Linked DNA regions of Mus musculus: region 1 is linked to region 2. A link is a loop called in an ENCODE intact Hi-C map of the cell type or tissue named here. Cell type or tissue: heart. All regions are shown on one strand.

What was found. A loop is a pair of places that touch in the nucleus more often than their neighbours do. Peaks named below come from ENCODE experiments on the same cell type or tissue, not always from the same donor. Only the 100,000 strongest peaks of a DNase experiment are listed, where the experiment ranks them.
Region 1: a loop joins it to region 2, with 2.1 times the contacts of the local background. A loop is called at or near these places in 3 of 42 quality-filtered maps.

What each region holds. Positions count from the first base shown.
Region 1 is chr6:117,346,418-117,348,917 of GRCm38, reverse strand. No RefSeq gene overlaps it. Among named protein-coding and RNA genes, the nearest start is that of 6820426E19Rik, 150 kb to the left of the region's middle. In heart, no CTCF peak of the experiment used is centred here; a DNase peak (open chromatin) is centred at 1,327.
Region 2 is chr6:117,248,374-117,250,873 of GRCm38, reverse strand. No RefSeq gene overlaps it. Among named protein-coding and RNA genes, the nearest start is that of Cxcl12, 81 kb to the right of the region's middle. In heart, a CTCF peak has its summit at 1,446 (motif pointing left); a DNase peak (open chromatin) is centred at 1,433; H3K27ac peaks cover 1,051 bases.

The sequences.
Region 1 (2,500 bases), 98 kb before region 2:
CAAAAAGTGGGAGTGGGTGGGTAGGGGAGTAGGGGAGGGGTATGGGGGACTTTTGGGATAGCATTGGAAATGTAAATGAGGAAAATACCTAATTAAAAAAAGAATACCCCCCCCAAAAAAACTGTTCCGGAAGCTTTACTTTCAAGCTTTATGTTATTATTGAACTTAAAATATGTCTTTCATGGTAGCATCTAGGTGACTGGTGTGACGCATACACATCTCTTCCTTCTTTAGAATCTTCTTTTGTGTCAAAACACTTTTAATTATATCATTTAATCCCTCTTGCATTTTATTTTGCTATATTTTATTGAATCAATTTTTAGAAGCTGAGAATTACAAATAAGATGTTGAATTAGTTTTAGTTTGGAAAAAAGAGAACACTTGAAAATTTGGTAGATGATGGTTGATAGTGGCACAAAATATGAATGAAGTTAAAGCCTTTGTAACAGTTGCCTTCTGCTGCTGTGATAAAAAACATTTTGACTAAAAGCAACTTAGAGGAAAGACAGGTTTATCTTGGCTCACAGCAGTGACTCTCAACCTTCCCAGTGCTGTGATCCTTTAATAGAGCTCCACATGTTGTGGTGACCCCAACCATAAAATTATTTTGTGGCTACTTCATGACTACAATTCTGCCACTGTTATGAATCAGAATGTAAATATATGATATGCAGTATATCTGATGTGTGACCTCCAAAGGGTTTCTGACCCACAGGTTGAGAACCATTGTCTTACAGGTTACAGTTCATCATCAAGGGAAGCTGGGGCAAGAACAGAAGAATAGGAAACCATGGAGGAACAGCACTTGCTGACTTGCTGGCTAGCTCACACTTTGCTCTATCATTCTTATATAGCTCAAGACATCTGCCCAGGGGATGATGCTACCCACAGTGAACTGGGCACATTGAGTTCAAATAACAATTACGATAATCCCCCACAGGCCAATCTTATCTATATAATTTCTCACTTGAGACTTTCCTTTCAGATGACTCTAGGCTGGATCAAATTGACAAGCAAAGCTAATTAGGCCTGCCACTGAACTTAGCTAACTTGAGTTATTATGACATGGCAACTATGTAAATCAGATTGAATCTTATTCTGTAAATTTCCTGTTGTTGATACTGTTTGCTGTTTGTTAGTGACTAAAATCTAGCTAACCTTTGGGTAGCTGGAGATTAGACAGATTTCCTTAAATGTCTTGAAGAAATAAGGCTTCCACTCTTGTCAAGCTATGTTAGGATATGTCTTCAGTGTCCCTGCTCCTGATAACTGTCCCTTGGGCCTCATTTAATGATTTCCTCTCAACAGTAGCCAAAGTTGAGAAGTTGGGTTCTTTTCAGGTCTCTCCTGGGTGTGTACCGAGCCCATACACAAAGCCTTCAGATTCCCAGAAATATGTCAGAGCTTTTCAAAGCCACTTATGGGCATCCCATTCTCCAAGTTTTCCTTTGAAATATTTTGGCTAGCCTTGCTTTTGCCCAACTATTGTTCAAGTAGCCAGGATGTTAAACAATTGAAATGATTTTTTTTTTCACAAATGCCTGGAGACAGGATTCTATTCATTGAGAAAGTCTTAAATTTGGTCAAATAAAAATAAACTCTTTAATGAAATTGTTTCATGGAGCTATCAGATAGGTGAGGTAGGAATGACAAGGTATTTGGGGCATCCAGAACCATCCTCATCTGTTATATCATAGAAGCTCCATGACATTTTCTGTATTTCCCACAGATCTGTGGCTTCTGGTTTCCGTAGTTAGTGAAGATTGGGAAGAGAAAATTAAAATGCTTTGAAAGATCTCTTTTTATTGAGTTCTAGGCATCTTAGATACCTGAAAAAGTCAATTTTGACATAGTTTTCCATGAGTAGAGGATTTTAGGATCTTGTTTTCTTCACAATTTTCCCAGGATAGGCATAAAATAATAATAGAATTGATCATTTATAATGAGATATTACCATCAGTAGACCAAGTTCTCCAATTGGCATGGTGGCACACACTGATAATTCCAGCATTCAGAAGGCCAAGATGGTTAGACTATAAGCTTCAGGTCAGCCAAGTCTATATGACCAGACCTTGACTCACGAATAAAAAAGAAACAATAACAACAAATTAAACTAAAATAATTATGAATAACATTTTAGTTTTCCGACACTGTAATTCAGTAGTAAGTAAAAGAAAAGAAAAAATATCACTAAGGATATTTGAGCAACATGAAGAACAGAATGATGGGTAGAATTTCATAGGATCCTGCATCTAATAGTAGCAGGAGACTTGTTCAAATACACATTGAATATTTGTAAGGGAAGACCATCTTTTGGGCTCAAGTACCAATATCTTTATAAGCATTTTTTTCTAGTGTTGAGACTTCTAAATTCTTTTTTCTTCATTTATTAGTTCTTCAAGATTTTTGTTCAATATATTTTCATCACATTCACCCTCTCCTCATATTTATCCCCCACTTTCCTACCCACCAAAATGTGCATACCGTTTCTTTAATTAAT
Region 2 (2,500 bases):
GTTTGTTAGTTTTCCCCTCTAAGAATCATGTGCTACAAACAAAGGTTGTTTGTCCTGCTGGAAGTTGTGTGGACGATTTTTTTTTTATTTGGATTGCTGTCCTTTCTGGTCTGCAGGCAACTGGTTTTACAGGCCACCTTAGCTCTCTTCTGTGGACTGCCACGTCCCCTCACTGGCCTGCTTTCTGGTTTACCCAGCTGTGCCAGTAGGAAAGGGAACAGCTGGACATAAACAATCACACTGCTCGCACCAGGTACAAAAAGGGCTTGTGTCGCTCCTTTGGGCATTTCTGGCTTCCTAGAGAAGACAGAAAAAAAGCAAGTTTATAATAAGCAAGGCCTTATGAATTGTGACCGCTTTTAATCTTAAACAGACACTTTATCTGCTAAAATCCCAGAGCTCAAGAATCAGCCTGCAGAAGAATGACCATTGTGGTTTCATGAGAGGGAGGAGAGGAGGAAGGAAGGGAGAGAGGAAAAAAACTTCCACTCACCCTGAGAGGACGAAGGTGCCTATGGGTGAATGCACATTGCCACTCCCCAAGAGCTTTCTGGCACCAGGAGAAGGCACTGGCCTGTCTGTTTAGTGTTCAGCTGGCTCACATGTAAGGGCCCACAGGATGGCAGGACAGGAACAGAATGATGGAGATGCCCAGGGACACAGCAGGGAGTGTCTGCAGTCTACAACTGAACCGTGTCCAGACACCCATGGCTGACTCTGTGACAGAGGAAGCTGATTGGCTCTGCTCTGTGACTGAGAAAGCTGATTGGCTGAGGTGGAGGGTGTTTGGGAGTTTCCCCCTTTTCTTCTTTCTGTGGAGTCACCTGAGATGGCTAAATTTGCTAAACCTACAGGAGACGCTGAGATAGACAGAGCCGTCCAGCTGTAATTTCCTTCGGTTTACCCCCAGGAAAACCCGAAGATGACCTGTGGCTTTGTGGCTATAGAGCCCTTGGGCCAGCCATTTCTGAGCAGTTAATTCCCTTGGAAGAGGGAGAGAAAAGCCGTTCCAGCTCCAACTCCTTGGTTGGTTGTTCCTGGTCAGTTGAGAGGTTAATAAATGAAAATAAGCCCCACACAGGATGGACAGGGCAGCCTGCGTGTGTCAGAGGTGAAAGGGCGCGGGGAACAAACACGGGATGGGGTATAAATAATCAGGGGAAACTCCAAAGAAATGAGACCCTGAGAAGTACCAGGGCTGTGCGCTAGTGTCCCTCTGAGGTCTCTGAGGTCCTTCGGTGTTCTCGCTGCCTGCCAAGCTCACAAGCCCTGTCTGCGGGGATTTGCACTTGTGTAGGTAGAGAACCCATTTTAGGTAAACTCCTTGCATTTTCCCTCAGGATCTGGCAACCAAGTTCCCTGTCAATTGCTTCCATAGCTCATCCCCTACCAATTTAGGAGAACCCCAGCCTGCGCCCTTCTGGATAGCGCCCTCTGCTGGCACTGGCAGGGCTGACCGTGCAATGGCCTGGTCTCAACCCGGGGCAAGACACATCAATCTGACTACACACCCACACCGGAACCACCTTAGGTGCCCATGGGAGGCAGATGTTCAGACTCCGCTCGCGCTTGCACAGACATGTTGTTTATCAGCAGCCCATTCTGCTGAGATGCTGGCTGTCAGAAATGGTTTCCGTAAGTCTCACTCCTTTTCTCCTACCTCTGTTTTTTCACCTCACTTTGGACCTACCACGGTAATCCTGAGGTATTTGAACAGAATTGCTATCTAACCCAATTCCCTTCTTCCTAACCTCCCTGAACCTTCCTGAATCTCATGTTTCCTGGCAAACTGATTGTCAAACCCCTCTCCACTGTGGCGTCCAGTACACAGGAACTGTAGGTAGGGTCTGAGCAGTGTAGTTCAGGGGTGAGCTAGAACCTTTGCCAGAGGGGCATGCAGACAGGGACACAGCAGTTCTGTGCAGGAAGTCCCACTTGTGATACACTTCTAATTCATGTTCAGCTAACTCGTTTCCTATCTGCTGATAGCTAAAGTCAGACACTCTTTCCACAGTCATTCCTCTCATGAGCCAGACAGTTGCTGTGGCTGTGCCGCTTAACACTTGCATATTAACCCCACAACCTACATGTTAGCTTCTACCCTGATTTATTTTGTCCATTGTTGCCATCTGTAGTTTGAGAATCCTTAGTCCAAAAAACAAAAATAAAAAACAAACAAAACAAAACAAAATCCTCAATCCCAAGTACTCTAATATCTGAGTTTAACTTTGAAGCATTTCAGATTCCCAGATTTGGAAATATTTTACATTTTGGATTTTCCTATTAGAAATGTCCAACCTATGAAGACTTTTAAAATATTCCAAAAATCTGATCAAACCCCAAATCTAAAGTACTTCTCACCGTATGTGTTTGCATGAGGGGTGCTTGGCTTGGACAGAGGCCATCCGGGATGTTGAATTTTGTATGTTTCTGGTATGGACAGGAGCACCTCTCAGACCCACTTGATGAGTGAGCGTTGTAGGTAACTTTTCTATAGCCC